Regions from separate parts of the Homo sapiens genome. Here region 1 is linked to region 2. A link is an interaction called in ENCODE POLR2A ChIA-PET data of the cell type or tissue named here. Cell type or tissue: Caco-2. All regions are shown on one strand. Links, peaks and the distances in the headings refer to the core of each region. The heading gives the core; the rest is flanking DNA. Region 1 has its middle 21 kb from the start of SNORD140. Region 2 has its middle 50 kb from the start of RBX1.

What was found. Peaks named below come from ENCODE experiments on the same cell type or tissue, not always from the same donor. Only the 100,000 strongest peaks of a DNase experiment are listed, where the experiment ranks them.
Region 1: POLR2A ChIA-PET joins it to region 2 with 14 read pairs; 11 of 35 experiments call an interaction of 5 or more read pairs at or near these places.

Annotation. Positions count from the first base shown.
Region 1 is chr22:41,047,527-41,057,935 of GRCh38, forward strand. No RefSeq gene overlaps it. Among named protein-coding and RNA genes, the nearest start is that of SNORD140, 21 kb to the right of the region's middle. RefSeq lists enhancers at 1,006-1,816, 1,817-2,625. In Caco-2, for the core only: no CTCF peak of the experiment used is centred there; DNase peaks (open chromatin) are centred at 1,435 and 1,905; H3K4me3 peaks cover 706 bases.
Region 2 is chr22:40,996,521-41,006,929 of GRCh38, forward strand. No RefSeq gene overlaps it. Among named protein-coding and RNA genes, the nearest start is that of RBX1, 50 kb to the left of the region's middle. In Caco-2, for the core only: no CTCF peak of the experiment used is centred there; DNase peaks (open chromatin) are centred at 5,371 and 6,731; H3K4me3 peaks cover 348 bases.

The sequences.
Region 1 (10,409 bases), core at 713-8,712, 50 kb after region 2:
GCCCTCCTCAGCCTCCCAAAGTGCTGGGATTACAGGTGTCAGCCACCGCGTCCGGCCTATTTTTATTTTTTTAGACAGGGTCTCACTCTGTCCCCCATGCTGGAGTGCAGTGCCTCAATCTCAGCTCACTACAACCTCTGCCGCCCCACTCAAGTGATCCTCCTACCTCAGCCTCCCACGTAGCTGGAACCACAGGCAAGTGTCACCACACTCAGCTAATTTTTTAATTTTTTTGTAGAGACAGAGACTCACAACGTTGCCCAGGCTGGTCTCGAACTCCTGGGCTCAAGTCATCCTCCCTCCTCAGCCACCCAAAGTGCTGGGATTGCAGGCGTGAGCCAACACGGCTGTCCTCTTTTAGCAATTTTGAAATATACAATGTAGTAACTGGTTTCTCTTTGACCCTTCCTTTCTTTTTCAGTATAGCAATGGAATTGGATTGGGTAATCCTAATGTTCCTTTCACTTTTTGAGTTTCTTTGGAAATATTTTAAGTTGTTTACAAAAAAGATATCACTCACAAACATCTGTTAAAGTAAATGTTTTATTGCAGCATAACACAGAAGAGCACACAAATCACAAGTGTTCAACTTGGTAATCAAGTGAACAGACTCCTGTAACTCACATGTGGATCCATCTGAATCTCCAAAAACCCTTCCAGTCACTACCACCCCCAGGGCCGCTATTATCCTGACCCCATAGATTAGATTTGCCAAGGACAATTAAAAGCAAATCATTCCAGCATCCTAAAACAACTACATTCACATTTGCGCTTTTCTTTCCAGTCTTTTCAAGATGTAAACATAGGCGCACACGGTGGCTCACGCCTATAAATCTAGCACATTGGGAGGCCGAGACAGGCAGATCGCTTGAGCTCAGGAGTTCGAGACCATCCTGGCCAACATGGTGAAACCGCGTGTCTACTAAAAGTAAAAAATTAGCCGGATGTGGTGGCGCACTCCTATAATCCCAGCTACTCGGGAGGCTGAGGCAAGATAATTGCTTGAACCTGGGAGGCGGAGGCTGCATGGAGCCGAGATTGCGCCACTGCACTCCAGCCTGGGCAACAGAGTGAGACTCTGTCTCAAAAAAAAAAAAAAGATGTAAACAGGTGCTGACAGTTGTAACTAGTTGACATGCACTTTTGTTTTCACACCCACACACTCCCATCAGTTTTTTTACCTTTATGTACCTAAGACAACATAATCATTAATGCTATTCTCCTTTCTGGTGCCTATTACGATATTAAAGGGAAAATGCCATTATAGACATTTCTAGGCGAATCGCACTGGAGCAGTAAACACGTGGATGAACAGCCCGGAATCCACTCTCATCAGATAAGAGAAGAATCCAGCTGCCTCTTGCTGCACCACAGCTCCCTTTCCCTGGGGCTGTGTTTCCGATTCCTCTTGGCTCTACTTTCCCGGCCTCTGCCTGGTGGCCTGAGAGCTGCGGGCTATGGCTGGCCAGGGGGCGGGCCCAGGCGCGGAGCATGTGTTTTGAGCATTAGTGGAATCTGTCGGATTAGTGCTTCCTGCTCATGCTGGTTTCACAGAGAGAGCAGAGGCAAGATGGATGCGGGAGGCACAGGCGTGTCCCCGCGGTCCTGTAGTGTGGGTACAATGGCTTTATTTCAGACTTTGTCTGCCGGTTTCCAACTTGGCTTATCCATGTGTCCGTCCCCTGCAAGTCCACGCTGCTTCCGCTGTGGAGTCTACAGACATCTGGTTATCGAGGGAAGCATTTGTCCAGCGAGGATTCAAAGCCAGACACAAAGCCACCACTGGCTTGAGTACCATGGATGGGGTTTATAGGGGAGTGAGTTCTGAGTCCCTGCCTGCTCCCGCAGCCCACCCACCATGGCGAGGAGCAGCCGCTGACTATGCCGACCTGTTTAGTGTCGCCAGTGATTTATGGCCCAGTGGGGCCCAGCTGTTGGCCGTGGACACAGCAGCTGCTCAAGGTTAAGCAGGCCCTGTGTGAGGGATGCAAGTCACAGGATGGACCCAGTGCAGTTGTTCCCTCTTGGGGTCAAGGGGGCGATCATGTTGCCAGTCTGAAAACCAACGCAAGCTAAGGAGGGCTGTTCCCTGCAACACACATGCACTTGCCCCCTCCAGCTAAGGCCCAAAGCTCTGCTCTAAGTCTGAATCCGCTGCGTGGCTGTTGGTGCCAGGCTGAGCTGAGAGGCTGTTCAGGAGGCCTTGTGCAGCCCTGCAGGAACATGTGGGTTGTCAGAGCTGCTGCCCTGTTGTCCCATGGCATTACCTGATTGTCACCCAAGAAGGAACGTGCCTTGGAGTAAGGGCTGAGAGAGGAAGGGAACAGCCAGCTCTTTATGGAACCCTCACCATGGGCCAGGCCCTGTCCAAATGCTTTCCTTGGGTTTTCACATCTAACCCTTGCAACAAGTCAGTGGGGTAGACTTTACTAATATTTCCCTAAACCTCCTGAAAATGGGAGTTCAGAGAGGGTGAGGAAACTGACCAAGGTCACACAGCTAGGCTAGTGCCTGTCTCTGGGGCCAGAATTTTTTTTTTTTTTTTTCTGAGATGGAGTCTCACTGTGTCACCCAGGCTGGAGTGCAGTGGCGCAATCTAAGCTCACTGCAACCTCCACCTCCCGGATTCAAGCAATTCCCTGCCTCAGCCTCCCGAGTAGCTGGGACTACAGGCACCTGCCACCACGCCCGGCTAATTTTTGTATTTTTTTTTCAGTACAGACAGGGTTTCACCACCTTGGCCAGGGTTGTCTTGAACTCCTGACCTCGTGATCCACCCACCTTGGCCTCCCAAAGTGCTGGGATTACAGGCATGAGCCACCACACCAGGCCACTTCACTCTTTTTAATAGCCAAATAATATTCCATTGTATGGGTATCCCACATTTTCCTTAGCCACTCTAGTGATGGACATTCATGCTGTTTCCAGTTTTTCACTATTATAAATAATGCTGCTATTAATATTTATGTAAACAATTTTGTGTGGACATATGTTTTCATTTCTCTTGGATATATACCTAGGAATGGAATTGCTGGGTCATATGGTAACTGCTTAACTTTTTGAAGAACCACCAAACTTTCTTTTTTCTTTTTTTTTTTTTTTCAAGACAGTCTCGCTCTGTCACCCAGGCTGGAGTGCGGTGGTGCGATCTCAGCTCACTGCAACCTCTGCCTCCCGGGTTCAAGCGATTCTCCTGCCTGAGCCTCCCAAGTAGCTGGGACTACAGATGGGCACCGCCACGCTGGCTCATTTTTGTATTTTTAGTAGAGACGGGGTTTCACCATGTTGTCCAGGCTGGTCTCAAACTCCTGGCCTCAAGTGATCACCCGCCTTGGCCTCCCGAAGTGCTGGGATTACTGGAGTGAACCACTGCACTTGGCTTCTTTTTTTAAAAGGCAGGGTATTGCCATGTTGCCCAGGCTGGAGTGCCGTGGCTGGCTGTTCACAGGTATGATCCCACTACTGATCAGCACGGGACAAACTTTTTGAGAAACCACCAAACTGTTTTCCCCAGTGATGTACCATTTCACATTCCTACCACTAATGTATGAGGGTTGCAATTTCTCCACATGTTCACCAGCATTTGTCTGTCTTTGATTATAGCCATCCTAATGTGTATGAAGTGGTATCTCACTGTGGTTTTGATTAATACTTGGTCTAATGGCTAATGACATTGAGACTATTTTCATGTACTTATTGTCCATTCATGTATCTTTTTTTTTAGAGATATCTTTCTCTAAAAAGTTTTAAATCTTAAAAATTAAATCCTTTAAAAAATCTTTCTCTAAAAATAGTTTAAAAACTATTTTAAAAATTAAGTTACTGTGGTCGGGCTCGGTGTCTCACGTCTGTAATCCCAACACTTTGGGAGGCCAAGGCAGGCATATTACCTGAGATCAGGAGTTTGAGACCACCCTGGCCAACTTGATGAAACCCTGTCTCTACTAAAAATACAAAAAATTAGCTAGGCGTGGTGGCAGATGTCTGTAATCCCAGCTATTCAGGAGGCTGAGGCAGGAGAATCTCTTGAACCTAGGAAACGGAGGTTGCAGTGAGCCAAGATCGTGCCACTGCATTTCAGCCTGGGCAACAAGAGTGAAACTTCATCTCAAAAAAAAAAAATTAAGTTATTGTCTTAAAAAAATTTTTTTTTAATAGAGTCAGGGTCTCACTGTGTTGCCCAGGATGGTCTTGAACTCCTGGGCTCAAGCAATCCTCTTGCCTCAGTCTCCCAAAGTGCTGGAATTACAGGCGTGAGCTACCACGCTGCACCCAGCCTATCTTTTTATCATTGAATTATAAATATTCTTTCTAATACTCTGGATACATGATTTGCAAAGATTTTCTACCATTCTGTGTGCTGTCTTTTTGCTTTCTTTTTTTCTCCACTTTTTTATTTTTTTGAGATGGAGTCTTGCTCTGCCACCCAGGCTGGAGTGCAGTGGCATGATCTCTGCTCAATGCAAGCTCCGCCTCCCGGGTTCACGCCATTCTCCTGCCTCAGCCTCCCGAGTAGCTGGGACTACAGGCGCCTGCCATCGCGCCCTGCTAATTTTTTGTATTTTTAGTAGAGACGGGGTTTCACCGTGTTATCCAGGAGGGTCTCGATCTCCTGACCTCATGATTCACCCGCCTTGGCCTCCCAAAGTGCTGGGATTACAGGCATGAGCCACCGCGCCCAGCTGTCTTTTTGCTTCTTGGTAATGTCCCTTGAAATACAAAAGTTTTCATTTTTTTTTTAGACAGGGTCTGACTCTGTCACCCAGGCTGGAGTGCAGCAGCACCATCTTGGCTCACTGCAGCCTCCCCCTCTTGAATTCAAGTGATTCTCCTGTCTCTGCCTCTCTAGTAGCTGGGATTATAGGCACCCACCATCACACCTAGCTAATTTTTGTATTTTTAGTAGAGACAAGGTTTCACCATGTTGGCCAGGCTGGTCTTGAACTCCTGACCTCAAGTGATCTGCCCACCTCCACCTCCCAAAGTTCTGCAATTACAAGCATGAGCCACCATGCCCGGCCTAATGATTTTAAATATGTGTCAGTGGTCCCCAAGACTGCTCTCAGGATGGATGATTTATAAGGAGGACTCAGAGGACTTAGCATGTAGTCATTTTCACAGCTAAGATTTATTATAGTGAAAAGATACAAAGCAAAATCAGCAAAGGGAAACAGCTCATGGGACAAAGTCCAGAGAAAACCAGACACAAGCTTCCAGAGTGCTCTTCTAGTGGAGTCAACATATTACATATCTAATTCCTCCAGCCGCAAGTTGTGATAACATGCGTGAAATGTTGTCTACCGGAGAAGCTCACTTGAGATTCAGTGCCCAAGTTGTTAAATTGGGGCTGGTCACGTATGCACTCTCTGCCTAGCACATACCAAAGTTGCAGACTCACAGAAGGAAAGCAAGTATTTAGCATAAACCACATTGTTTGTATAGTTTAGGCACAGTGAGCCACTCTTAGGAGTCCTGAAATCCATTTCTCCAGACATTAACCAAGGGTCAACCTTGAAAGCATGAATTTCTAAGGATAGCAGTCTCACGCCCACCACGTTAAGTCTTTTCTACACAAGATGTTAAACCAGTTTTGCATCATAGGGATAAATTCCTTTGATCATGGTGTGTAACTGGTTTTGTTTTGTTTTGTTTTGTTTTTACAGACAGGGTTTCATTCTATCAACCAGACTAGAGTGCAGTGGCAAGATCATAGCTCACTGCAGCCTTGACCTCCTGGGCTCATATGATTCTCCCACCTCAGGCTCCTGAGTAGCTGGGATTACAGTCACACACCACCATATCTAGCTCATTTTTTTGGTATTTTCTGTAGAGACAAGGTCTCTCTATGTTGCCCAGGCTGGTCTCAAATTCCTGGGCTAAAGCAACCACCTGCCTGAGCCTCCCAAAGTGCTGAGATGAGCTACTGCGCCCGGCCTGTAACCCTTTTTATATATTGTGGGATTCAGTTTCCTAGTATGTATTTTATTCAGGATTTTTGTGTCTAAATGAACAAGGGATAATGATCTGTGGTTTCCTTTTCTTGTGATATCTTTTTGTGGTTTCAGTATCAGAGTAATACCGGCATCATACAATGATTGGAAAGTGTTCCCTCCTCCTCTGTTTTTTGTAACAGTTTGTGAAAGATTGGTTTAAGCATATTGATTGGCCTGTTGCAGTAGCTAATGCCTGTAATTCCAGCACTTCGGGATATCGAGGTGGGAGGACTGCTTTAGCAGGAGTTCAAGACCAACCTGGGCAACAAAGCAAGACCTGATCTCTTCAAAAAAAATTTTTTTAATTAAAAAAAAAATAAGGCCAGGCGCGGTGGCTCACGCCTGTAATTCCAGCACTTTGGGAGGGCAAGGCGGGCAGATCACCTGAGGTCGGGAGTTCGAGACCAGCCTGACCAACATGGAGAAACCCTGTCTCTGCTAAAAATACAAAATTAGCTGGGCGTGGTGGTGCATGCCTGTAATCCCAGCTACTCGGGAGGCTGAGGCAGGAGAATCATTTGAACCCAGGAGGTGGAGGTTGCAGTGAACTGAGATGGCACCATGGCACTCCAGCCTGGTTGATAGAGCAAGACTCTGTCTCAAAAAAATAAATAAATAAAAATAAATAAATAGGCCGGGCGCAGTGGTTCACGCCTGTAATCACAGCACTTTGGGAGGCTGAGGCGGGCGGATCACCTGAAGTCAGGAATTTGAGACCAGCCTGGCCAACATATTGAAACGCAGTCTCTACTAAAAAATACAAAAATTAGCCAGGCGTGGTGGCAGGTGACTTAATCCCAGCTATGTGGGAGGCAGAGGCAGCAGAATCATTTGAACCTGGGAGGCGGAGGTTGCAGTGAGCCGAGATCGAGCCATTGCACTCAAACCTGGGAAATAAGAGCGAGACTTCTCTCAAAAAAAAATAAATAATAAATAAATAAATAAATAAAATTAAGTAAATTGGTAGAAGTTTCCTATTACTGCTATAACAAATTACTACAAACTTAATGACTTAAAAAAGCACAAATTAATTCTTTTTTTTTTTTTTGAGACGGAGTCTCTCTCTGTCACGCAGGCTGGAGTACAATGGCACAATCTCGACTCACTGCAACCTCCACCTCCCGGGTTCAAGCGATTCTCCTGTCTCAGTCTCCCAAGTAGCTGGGATTGCAGGCCAGCAGGCCCACACCCCCACGCCTGGCTAATTTTTTGTATTTTAGTAGAGACCGGGTTTCCCCATGTTGCCCAGGCTGGTGTTTTTAACTCCTGAGCTCAGGCAATCCACCTGCCTTGGCCTCCCAAGGTGCTAGGATTACAGGTGTGAGCCACCACGCCCAGCCACAGATTTATTCTTTTACAATTTTGGAGATTGAAAGTTCAAAATGGGTCTTACAGAACTGCAGCCAGGTGTCAGCAGGGCTGGTTCCTCCTGGAAGCTGCAGGAGAGGAATCCGCTTCTTGCTTCTTCCAATTTCTAGAGGCTGCTCATGGCTTTTTCTTCCATCCTCAAAGCCAGCTAAGTGGCAGCTTCTCTTTTAGACTCTACGTACCTCCGCTTCCTTCTTCCTATGGCTTTGGAACCTTGACTCTTTCTGCATCCCTCTTATAATTTCCCTTGTAATCACATCTGGTCCACCCATGTACTCCAAAATAATCTCCCCACTTTGAGATTCTTAATTACATTTGCAAAATCCCTTTTGCCATATAAAGGAACACTCATAGGTTCTGCAGATTAGGGCATAGATATTTTGGGAGGGCCATTATTCAGTATTCCATAATTGGTATTAATTTTTCTTTGACTATTTGGTAGAATTCACCAGTGAAGCTATCTAGGCCTGGATTTTTCTTTATGGAGAGTTTATTATTATTATTATTATTATTATTATTATTTTGAGACAAGCTCTGGCTGTATCTCCCAGGCTGGAGTAAGGTGGCACAATCCCAACTCACTACAACCTCTGCCTCCTGGACTCTCGCCGTCCTCCCACTTCAGCCTCCCAAGTAGCTGGGACTATAGGCGTGCACCACCATGTCCAGCTAAATTTTGTATTTTTTGTAGAAACGGGTTTCTGCCATGTTGCCCAGGCTGGTCTCAAACTCCTGAGCTCAAGCAATTCAACCACTTCAGCCTTCCAAAGTGCTGGGATTACAGGAATGAGCCACTGCACCCAACAAGTTTTTATTATTAATTTGATGTCTTTACTTGTTATAGGCCTACTCAGATTTTTGGTATCTTTTTGAATCAGTTCTGGTAACTTTTTTCCTAGAATTTGTCCATTTCATCTAAGTTACCTAATTTGTTGGACTACAGCTGTTCATAGTATTCCCTTGCAATCTTTTTTTTTTTTTTTTTTTTTGAAACAGAGTCTCGCTCTGTCGCCAGGCTGGTATGCAGAGGTGTGATCTTGGCTCACTGCAACCTCTGCCTCTTGTGTTCAAGCGATTCTCCTGCCTCAGCCTCCTGAGTAGCTGGGATTACAGGTGTGTGCCACCACACCTGGGTGATTTTTGTATTTTTAGTAGAGACCATGTTGGTCAGGCTGGTCTCGAACTCCTGACCTCGTGATCCACCCGCCTTGGCCTCCCAAAGTGCTGGGATTACAGGCGTTAGCGACTGCGCCCAGTATAATCTTTTTTTTTTTTTTTTTTTTTTTTGATACAGGGCCTTACTCTGTTGCCCAGGCTGGAGTGCAGTGGTGCCATCTCAGCTCACTGAAACCTCTGCCTCCCGGATGCAAGCAATTCTCCTGCCTCAGCGGGTGCCTGGGATTACAGGCGCCCACCACCACTCCCGGATAATTTTTTGTATTTTTAGTAGAGACGGGGTTTCACCACCAACGTGGATATGTTCTAAGAGGCCCAGTGGATGCCTGAATCCTCAGATAGTACTGAACCCTATATATACTATGTTTTTTCATATACATACATACCTATGATAAAGTTTAATTTATAAATGTATAAATTAGGCACAGTAAGAGATTAACAAAAATAACAATAAAATAGAACAATTATAACAATATACCACGCTCGTGCTTTGGGACCATTATTAAACCGAATAAGGATAACTTGGACACAGGCACTGCAATCCCAAGACAATCTGATAACTGAGAAAGCTACTAAGTTACGGCCAGTAGCATCTAGAGCCTGGACAAGCTGGACAAAGGGATCATTCTCATCCTGGGCAGGACGGAGTGAGATGGTGCGAGATTTCATCATATTACTCAGAACTGCTCGAAATTTAAAACATGAATTGCTTATTTCTGGAATTTTCCGTTTAATATTTTCAGAGGGCGTTAACGGCAGGTAACCACAGAAATCAAAATTGCTGATAAATGGGGGGGGATCTAGTGTAGTATAACACTCTGGCTGGGATTAATAGCAATTTAATTCCAATTAATAAACTACAACTTTACTTCTCTGTGGCTGTTTTCCACCTCCTTTGTGCTGTTATTGTCACAAATTACATTTTTTTCTTAGATAACATGTCCTTGAAACAAATTACATTTTTATACGCTGTGTGCTCATCAACAGATTTATAATTCTTGATTTATGCAGTTGTCTTTTAAATCACACAGGAGAAAAAAGATAAACAAAATGTATTTATACTTGTCTTTTGTATTTACCTATATAAAAGTATGTACTCTGCTGGTAATCCCCAATTACAATGGCCCAAGAGTTCTATAATGCAGAGATTTTCAGGGCTGAAAAAAAAAGCCATCTGCTTTGGTATTTCAGATCTAAGTACTTATAAGGAGTGGCTTGGGAGCAGTAGCCTTAGCAAGAGGTAAGACTTAACTTCCCCCAGGGGCTATGAGCTGAAAGGCAAAACTGGGAGTAAAGATGTTGGCTTCTCAACCCTGTTTCAGAAGGATTGAAGGTGGCTACCACCTTCAAGCTCAGCACAGGCTCATTTGTAGAAGACCAAAGAACAGTATTGAGGCTTAAAAGGTATGTCTAGGCCGAGCGTGGTGGCTCACGCATGTAATCCCAACACTTTCGGAGGCCAAGACAGGCAGATCACCTGAGGTCAGGAGTTTAAGACCAGCCTGGCCAACATGGTGAAACCCTGTCACTACTAAAAATACAAAAATTAGCCACTGTGGTGTCAGGTGCCTGTAATCCCAGCTACTCAGGAGGCTGAAGCATAAGAATTGCTTGAACCTGAGAGACAAAGGTTGCCGTGAGCCAAGATGGCGCCACTGCACTCCAGCCTGGGGGATAGAAGCGAGACTCTGTCTCCAGAAAAAAACCCAAAAAACAAAAAAGATGTGTTTAGATGAGATCTTTGGCTGTAGTCATTAGCACAATTAAGCCAACAGCCAGAAACCTGCTAAATGTTTGAAGGAATTATATTACCAAAGAAACCACTAGCTGGCTCACAAAAATTATAGCTACTCAACCCCTGAAGCCATTCCC
Region 2 (10,409 bases), core at 1,361-9,360:
CAGGGGAAGACTGTGGTGTGAAGGGCGGGGTTGAGGACAAGTTTGTTGACCAAGAGCCAGCTTTCGAAGAGCCAAGTAAAAAGGTCTTAGAAGGTAGGGAACAGGGAGTTGTCAAGATGAGAGGAATTAACAGCGTGGAAATGACAGCAGAAGAGAAGAGATGACCAGAGGAGCTGACATTTTGAGCAGTGACTGAGTATAACAGAGACACGAGGTGTGGTGGGAGGAGCATCCTAGCTGGGCTCTGCAGGCTGAGGCCAGGAGGCTCCCACAGTGGTCCTGGTGGAGTCAGAAGGCCAGTTCTCCAGGCCCTGAAGCTCATTAATTTAGGTGCTCAAGGAGGGATTCGTCGTTTTATTTTGTTTTGTTTTGTTGAGAGACAGAGTCTTGCTCTGTCACCCAGGCTGGAGTGCCGTGGCATGATCTCAGCTTGCTGCAACCTCTGCCTCCCGGGTTCAAGTGATTCTTCTGCCTCAGCCTCCCTAGTAGCTGGGATTACAGGCATGCGCCACCACACCCAGCTAGTTTTTTATATTTTTAGTAGAGACACTGTTTCACCATGCCAGGCAGGTCTCGAACTCCTCACCTCAGTTGATCCACCCGCCTCGGCCTCCCAAAGTGCTGGGATTACAAGCGTGAGCCACCGCCCCCGGCCAGATTTGTTTTTATCTAGATCAGAACTGTCCAACAAAAATAGAATACAAGCCATCTATATTATGAAACCATTTTTATCTTTGCCAATCATTAAGTGTAAATGGAATCTCATTGTGGATTTAAGTGAAATTGAGCATCCCTTTATTTAAGAGCCATAATAATTTTCTTTTCTGTGAATTCTCTTTTTTTTTTTTTTTTTTGAGACAGAGTCTTACTCTGTCGCCCAGGCTGGTGTGCAGTCAGGCGATCTCAGCTCACTGCCACCTCTGCCTCCCAGGTTCAAGTGACTCTCCCGCCTCAGCCTCCCAAATAGCTGGGAGTACAGAAATTTGCCACCACACCTGGATGATTTATTGCATAATCCATTCTTTCCTTTGTGTATTTGGGTGTGTTTCAGGACTTTGTATTCTATTAATGTTGTCTATTTGTGTTCCCCCAAAGAGTATTTCAATTTTTTTGTATTTTTAGTAGAGACCGGTTTTCACCACTTTGGCCAGGCTGGTCTCAAACTCCCAACCTCAGACGATCCACCCACCTCGGCCTTCCCAAGTGCTGGGATTACAGGCATGAGTCACCGCGCCCACCCTGTTTTCAGTGAATTCTTTCTTCACATCACATCCCATGACTGTTTTTCTATAGGATTTTACTCTTTTGCACTTCAGTTTACAGGACTTTTTTTTTTTTTTTTGAGACAGAGTTTCAGTCTTTTGCCCAGGCTGGAGTGCAGTGGCGTGATCTTGGCTCGCTGCAACCCTCACCTCCCAGGTTCAAGCAATTCTCATGCCTCAGCCTCCAAAGTAGCTGGGATTACAGGCACCTGCCACTATGCTCAGCTAATTTGTGTAGTTTTAGTAGAGATAGGGTTTCACCATGTTGGCCAGGCTGGTCTCGAACTCCCAACCTCAGGTGATCCACCCGTCTCGGCCTCCAAAAGTACTGGGATTACAGGCGTGAGCCACCACACCCAGCATTTTTTATTTTATTTTATTTTGTTTTTGAAATAAAGTCTTGCTCTGTCACCCAAGCTGGAGTGCAGTGATGCGATCTTGGCTCACTGCAACCTCCACCTCCTGGGTTCAAGCAATTCTTGTGCCTCAGTCTCCCAAGTAGCTGAGACTACAGGCACATGGCACCACATTCAACTAATTTTTTGTAGTTTTTGTAGAGACAGGCTTATTGAGGCTGGTCTCGAACTTCTGACTTCAAGTGATCTGCCCGCCTCAGCCTCCCAAAGTGCCAGGATTACAAGCGTGAGCCACCATGCATGGCCAAGGAGTCCTTTTTATGCAGTAGAAATTTGTCCTTTTTTTTTTTTTTTTTTTTTTGAGACTCTGGGCTCAAGCAATTCTACTGCCTCAGCCTCCTGAGTAGCAGGGATTACAGGCACATGCCACCACACCTGGATAATTTTTTTTTTTTGAGACGGAGTTTTGCTCTTGTTGCCCAGGCTGGAGGGCAATGGCGCGATTTCAGCTCACTGCAAACTCCGCCTCCCGGGTTCAAGAGATTCTCCTGCCTCAGCCTCCCGAGTAGCTGGGATTACAGGCATGCGCCACCACACCCAGCTAATTTTGTATCTTTAGTAGAGACAGGGTTTCTCCATGTTGGTCAGGCTGGTCTCGAACTCCCGACCTCAGGTGATCCACTCGCCTCGGCCTCCCAAAGTGCTGGGATTACAGGTGTGCGCCATGGCACCTAGCCAGAAATTTGTCTTATTTGTTGCATATATTATTGTTCAGTTTGTTGTCTTTTGACTATTATTTTTCCCTGGAAAATGTTAAAATTTTTACTGTGGTCAAAGTTGATAACTTCTGAGTTTTGAGTCATGCTTAAGTAAGCCCATCCCACTGCAAGATTATAAATTTTTTTAATCTGGTTACTTTTATGGTTTCATGTTTTAGACGTGTATCGTTGAGCCTTTGAAACTTATTTTAGTGTAAGTAATGTAGGAAGGATACAAAGGCATTGTTTCCAGATGGCTACTCAATATTCCAGAATGATTTATTGCATAAGCCATTCTTTCCTTTGTGTATTTGGGTGTGTTTCAGGACTTTGTATTCTATTAATGTTGTCTATTTGTGTTCCCCCAAAAAGTATTTTAATATAATAGTTGTGTTTTTGTTTTTGTTTTTGTTTTTGTTTTTTGAGATGGAGTTTCACTCTTGTTGCCCAGGCTGGAGTGCAATGGCGTGATCTCAGTTCACCACAACCTCTGCCTCCTTGGGTTCAAGTGATTCTCCTACCTCAGCCTCCCGAGTAGCTGGAATTACAGGCATGTGCCTCCACGCACGGCTACTTTTTTGTATTTTTAGTAGAGACAGGATTTCTCCATGTTGGTCAGGCTGGTCTCGAACTCCCGACCTCAGGTGATCCGCCCACCTTGGCCTCCCAAAGTGCTGGGATTACAGGCGTGAGCCACTGCACCAGGCCTAATTATAATGGTTTTATAATATATTTTAATATCTGGTTGGGCTTGTTCCTTTCTCTTTAACAATTTCCTTAGTTCTTTTGTTTTTGTTTGTTTTTGTTTTTCAAGACAGGGTCTCGTTCTGTTGCCTAGGCTGGAGTGCAGTGGCGTGATCGTGACTCACTGCAGCCTCTACCTCCCAGGCTCAAGCAATCCTCCCACCTCAGCCTCCCAAGTAGCTGGGACTACAGGCACGCACCACCATGCCTGGCTGATTTTTGTATTTTTTTTTTGTAGAGATGGCATCTCGCCATGTTGCCCAGGCTAGTCTTGAACTTCTGGGCTCAAGCGATCCATCTGCCTCAGCCTCCCTAAAGTGCAGAAATTACAGATGTGAGCCACCACACCCAGCTATGAATTCTCTTCGTCCTTAAAACCAGCTTTTCTGTTTCTTGGGGGGTCTCACAATTAATTTATAAATTAATTGAGAAATAATTGGCATCTTTATAATATTTATTTCCCTCCTTTTTTTTTACACAAAGTTAGCATACCATATAATCTATTCTGCTCCTTGCTTTTTTTCACTAAACAATATATTCCAGAGATCTTCCTTTCACACTTCATAGATTTTCCTTATTCTTTTGTATAGCTGCATAGTATTCCATTGGTAGATGTACCATACCCTGTTTAATTGGTCCCTTACAGATGAATACTTAGACTTTGAATCCTTTGCTGTTACCACCATTACTGTAATGAAATCTTGTGCATGACTCCTTTTGTGTGTACACACCAGGTTCGATCCTACCACAGGGACTTTGCCCTTTCCTCCCCACCACCCATATTCACATGGCTCACTCCCTCACTGCCTTCTTTCTCCAAGAGGCTCACCCAGCCTTCTCAATCTCCCTATCCTGTTAAATTTTTTTCGTATAGCAATCATCACCTTCAGACAGAGTATATATAATTTACTCTTTGATTATGTTTATTGTCTGTTTCCTACCACCAGATTGCAAGGGTTTTTGTTGCTGTTTTGTTTTGGTTTTGTCCAACTTGTTCACTGATTTGTATTCCTGGCACCAGAAAGGTAACTGATACTAAAATAATAATTGCTGAAGGGCCAGGTTTGGTGGCTCATGCCTGTAATCCCAGGACTTTGGGAGGCCAAGCCCAGGAGTTCAAGACTAGCCTAGGCAACATAGCGAGACTCCATCTCTATTAAAAAAAAAGAGAGAGAGAGAGAGAAAGAAAATTTTTAAAAAGAAGCAAATATAAGCATAGCATTTAGCAGAACACAGACTAAAAAAAAAACTGTTGAATTAATATACAAATATATTTGTAAGATAAATTCCTAGAATGGGATTGCTGGGTCAAAATGTAGGTCTTCCATTTTATTTCAAATTAATCTTCTTTTTTTTTTTTTTTTTTTGAGATAGGTTTTCTCTCTGTCCCCCAGGCTGGAGTCCAGTGGCACAATCACAGCTCACTGCAGCCTCGACCTCCTGGGCTCAAGCAATCCTCCCACCTCAGCTTCCTGGATAGCTGGGTAGGTGGCATGCGCCACCACACCCGACTAATATTTTGTATTTTTTTGTAGATGCGGGCTTTCGCCATGTTGCCCAGGCTGGTCTCTAACTCCTGAGCTCAAGCGATCTGCCTGCCTTGGCCTCCCAAAGTGCTGGAATTACGGGTGTGAGCCACTGCGCCTGGCCAGGCTTTCTCATTTATTTGTGTAATAATCACAGTCCTTTTAGGGTTCTTTGTAGCTATGGTTATTTTCTCATTTCATTTCTAATTTTGTTAGAAATGGTCTTAAGAAGGTATTTTCAATATTTCAAGAAGTCCAAATTCTACAGGCTTGCTTGCACTAACTAGCAAAATAAAATGCTCCAAGATTTCCTGCTTTGAGCTAAAATGCTATTAGCTCAGTGGGGTAATGGTGGTGATCTCCTGCTGATATGAAGCTCTGACAGTAGCTTGAAAATTGTTGATGTGTAAAGAGTGGAGTTACAGCTTAGTTACCACTTAAAGGCAGGTATTCTCAATAGACAAGTTTTCTAAAACATGGATCTGTGGTGAAGGTGGTGGTATTGGGGCAAACAAAGGGGTCCTTGGTCAATAACAATGGCCAATAACCGTAAAGCTGTGTTAGGAAATCTCTTCTAGCCTTTGCTGCTTTGTGTTAACCCTTGTCAGCTTGGACAGAAGAGCCATAACCTGTTTAGCAAGAAACAGGTCCACTGTTTTTGTCCTGGATTGCCTGCAGCTGTTATTTCTAAAAGTTCTAAAAGTTCAGTTACCATGACAACTATGTGAAAGCCCCAGAACATCTATCAACTTTGAACAGAGTGAATCTGGATGGAGGTGCGGCAGAGTGGGAAGAGCAAGGTGTGACTCATTCATTCATTAAATGCCTCTTTTTTTTTTTTTTTTTTTTCTTCTGAGATAGGGCTTGGCTTTGTAGCCCAGGCTAGAGTGCAGTGGTGTAATCAAGGCTCACTGCAGCCTCAACCTCCTGGGCTCAAGCCATCCTCCCACCTCAATCTCCCGATACTTTTTTTTTTTTTGAGATGGAGTCTCGCTCTGTCACCCAGGCTGGAGTGCAGTGGTGTGATCTCGGCTCACTGCAACCTCCGCCCCCTAGGTTCAAGCGATTCTCCTGCCTCAGCCTCCCGAGTAGCTGGGATTACAGGCGCGCTGTAATTTTTGTATTTTTAGTAGAGACGGGGTTTCACCATCTTGGCCAGGCTGGTCTTGAACTCCTGACCTCATGATCCACCCGCCTCGGCCTCCCAAAGTGCTGGGATCACAGGCATGAGCCACAGCATCCGGCAAATCTCCCGATATTAAATGAGTTTTGAACACTCCTCAGTATCAGGCACTGGGGATACATAGATGAGCATGGCAGATAAGGGCTCAGGAAGAACTGTAGATTGTTGAAGAGTCAGGTTTTGTTTTGTTTTGTTTGTTTGTTTTTTGAGATGGAGTCTCGCTTTGTCACCCAGGCTAGAATGCAGTGGCGCAATCTCGGCTCACTGCAACCTCCGCCCCCAGGGTTCAAGCTATTCTCCTGCCTCAGCCTCCTGAGTAGCTGGGATTACAGGCACACGCCACCACGCCAGGCTGATTTTTGTATATTTAGTAGTGACAGATTTTCACCATGTTGGCCAGGCTGGTCTCGAATGCCTGACCTCGTGATCCACCCGCCTCAGCCTCCCAAAGTGCTGGAATTACAGGTGTGAGCCACCACGCCCAGCTGTAGGCCTATATTTTAATAGTATCTCTGCCTTTTAGTAGCTTGGTGATATCGGCCACTCACTAAGCTTCTCTGAATCTCATGAGCAGAATGGGGTTACTAACACCTCCTTTGCAGGGTGAGGCTCTGGATTTAGGGCACGTGCTATAGAAATGTTAGTTTCCTTCCTCCTAACCCTGGCTCAGCCATTTACTGGCTCTGTGGCCTGGGAGAAGGTCTTTACCTTCTTGGAGCTTCTGTTTCCTCATAGGTATCTCTAAAGTCGCTTCTACACCTGGGAGCCTTGGGCCCTGATGGGTTAAATATGGAAGCTCTGAGAAGCCAGGTTGGCTGCTCCAGCTCCTTCCTTCCCAACCAAAACAAACCCGGAAGTACAGGTTCTTTCTGATGACAGCAACCCCCAGCCACAGGTTTTCCAGGGCTGGGCTAATTTCAGACGAGAATCCCGTGCTTGTCAGACCAGATTTCCTGCTTTGGGACTTGGGAAATCCAGTTGCCTTAAACTGACCTTTCTCTGGGCCACTCTTCTTGTACCAGGTGGAGAACCTGTAGCAAAAAAAAAAAAACTGGTCACAGTCCGTAGACCCACGGCCTCGTAGAGAACGGCAGTGGGAGTCACGACATCGTGCTGGGTCCCAGGGACCTGGTGTTAAGTTCTCCATGGAGCTTTCTGTTTTTCTTTCTTTCTTTTTATAATTGAGGTGAAATTCACATAACAGAAAGTTAATCATTTTTAAGTGTACAGTGGCCAGGTATGGTAGCTCAAACCTGTAATACCAGCACTTTGGGAGGCTGAGTGGAGAGGATCGCTTGAGCTCGGGGTGAGACCCCATCACTATTGTTTTTTTTTTTTTTTTTTTTTTTTTTGAGATGGAGTCTCGCTCTGTTGCCCAGGCTGGAGTGCAATGGCGCAATCTCAGTTCAGTGCAGCCTCCACCTCCCAGGTTCAAGTGATTCTCCTACCTCAGCCTCCCAAGTAGCTAGGACTATAGGACTACAGGAGCCCGCTACAACACCCAGCTAATTTTTGTATTTTTAGTAAAGTAAGGGTTTCATCATGTTGGCTAGGCTGGTCTCAAACTCCTGACCTCAGGTGATCCACCCGCCCCGGCCTCCTAAAGTGCTGGGATTACAGGCGTGAGCCACTGTGCCCCGCCCTCCATCACTATTAAAATAAATAAATAAATAAATAAAAGTGTACAGTTCAGAATCAGTATATTCACAGTATACCCCATACTCATTAAGCACTCACTCTTCATTCCCCCGTCGCTACCCCCAGGCAACCACAAATCTGCTTTCTGTCTCTATGGATTTCCCTATTCTGGACACTTCATGTGAATGGGATCACAAAATATGTGACCTTTTGTGATGCGTCATTCACTTAGCATAATGGTATTTTGTTTTTTGTGAGACAGGGTCTCATTCTGTTGTCCAGGCTGGAGTGTAGTGGCACAATTTCAGCTCACTGTAGCCTCAACCTCCCGGGCTCAAGTGATCCTTCTACCTCAGCCTCCCAAGTAGCTGAGGCTAAAGGTGTGTGCCACCATCCCTGGCTAATCTTTGTATTTTTTTGTATTTTTTCACCGTGTTTCCCAGGCTGGTCTCAAACACCTGAGCTCAAGCAATCCTCCTGCCTCAGCCTCCCAGAGTGCTGGGATTATAGGCATGTACCACCGTGCCTAGCCAGCATAATGTTTTTGAGGTGCATCAACAATTTGTTATGGAGCAGGCCTTCGTTCCTCTTAATGTCTGAATAATAGTCCATTGCATGGGTACACGTCACATTTTATATAGCCCTTCACCAGGTGATGGACATTTGGGTGGTTTCCACCTTTGGCTGTCACGAATAGTGCTGCTATGAACATTCCTGTACAAGTATTTGTTTGGTTTTTTGGTTTTTGTTTTTGTTTTTTTGAGACACAGTCTCGTTCTGTCGACCAGGCTGGAATGCAGTGGCACGATCTTGGCTCACTACAACCTCCGCCTCCTGGGTTCAAGCGATTTTCCTGCCTCCGCCTCCCGAGTAGCTGGGATTACAGGCGCCCGGCACCATGCCCAGCTAATTTTTTTGCATTTTTAGTAGAGAGGGGGATTTCACCATGTTGGCCAGGCTGGTCTCCAACTCCTGACCTCAGGTGATCCATCTGCCTCGGCCTCCCAAAGTGCTAGGATTACAGGCATGAGCCACCATGCCCAGCCTACAAGTATTTGAATACCTGTTTTCAATTATTTTGGTTATATACTCTCCATAGAATTTTAATTCCCTCAAGCTGGGAGAATCATCCCTGCCCTGCCTTACTCTTGGGCTGGTGTGAGGATCAAGTATGACAGTGGAGAAAAAATAGTCGTAGCAGTGCTAACAACTCCACGGCCTGATCCTGAATATCCAACTGCCCGTTAGATATATTCACGTGCATGTTTAACTGGGATCTATATCTCTTTTTTTTTTTAAGATGGAGTCTTGCTCTGTTGCCCAGGCTAGAGTGCAGTGGCACGATCTCGGCTCACTGCAACCTCCACCTCCTGGGTTTAAGCAATTCTCCTGCCTCAGCCTCCCAAGTAGCTGGGATTACAGGCGCCCACAACCACGCCTGGCTAATGTTTATATTTTTAGTAGAGATGGGGTTTCACCATCTTGGCCAGGCTGGTCTCAAACTCCTAACCTCAAGATCCACCCACCTCAGCCTCCCAGAGTGCTGGGATTACAGATGTGAGCCACCACACCTGGCCAGCATCTGTATCTTAATACATCCAAAATTGAGCTCCAGGCCAGGCACAGTGGCTCACACTTGTAATCCCAGCACTTTGGGAGGCAAAAACAGATGGATCACTTGAGGCCAGGAGTTCAAGACCAGCCTGGCCAACACAGTGAAATCCCGTCTCTACCAAAAAATAAAAAAATTAGCTGGACCTGGTAGCACACACCTGTAATCCCAGATACTCGGGAGGCTGAAGCAAGAGAATCACTTGAATTTGGGAGGCAGAGATTACAGTGAGCCGAGATCACACCGCTGCACTCCAGCCTGGGCAGTGACAGAGAGAGACTGTCTCAATAAAACAAACAACAACAACAACAAAAACAGAAAAAAATTGAGCCCCTGATTACCCCACTCCCAAACCTCTTTCATGTCCAGCCTAGCCCGTTTCAGTTGGTGGCAACTCATTCCTTACATTTTTCAGACTCAAAACCCTCCAGCCATCCTTGGCTCTCTCTCATACTACACATCCAACCCCTCAGGAAATAAAGCTATATATATATATCCAGAATCCGGAAGCTGAGGCAGGAGCCTCAGGAGCCTCGCTTGAGCAGGAACCTTAGGAGGCAGGAGGCTTACTTGAGCCCAGGAGTTCCAGGCTGCAGTGAGCTATGATTGCACCACTGCACTCTAGCCTGGGTTACAGACTGAGACCTTGTCTCAAAAAAAAATATATATATATGTGTGTGTGTGTGTGTGTGTGTGTGTGTGTGTGTGTGTGTGTGTGTATCCAGAATCCAACCATTTGTCACCACCACTGCTACCCCCTTGGCACCTAGTACTGAATTCTCTCTGCCCCTCTCTCCCCTTGTTCTTTACAGTCTATGCTCATCCAGGCAGCTGGGGTTAGCCTTTATTTTAATAATCTAAAGCTGGGAGTGGTGGCTCATGCCTGTAATCCCAGCTCTTTGGGTGGCCAAAGCAGGTGGATCACTTGAGGCCAGGAGTTCAAGACCAGCCTGGCCAACATAGCGAAACCCTTCTCTCCAAAAAATATAAAAAATTAACCAGGCATGGTGGCATGCTCCTGTAATCCCAGCTACTTGGGAGGCTGAGGCACAAGAATTGCTTGGGCCTGGGAGGCAGAGGTTTCAGTGAACCAAGATTGCACCACTGCACTCCAGCCTGGGTGACAGAGCAAGATTCCATCTCAAAAAAAATTATTATTATTATTATTTTTTTGACACAGGGTCTCACTCTGTCACCCAGGCTAGAGTACAGTGGCACAATCATAGCTCACTGCAGCATTAAACTCCTGGACTCAGGTGATCCACCCACTTCAAATTCCCCAATAGCTGGGACTACAGGTGCACATTACCATGCCCAGCTAATTTTCAAA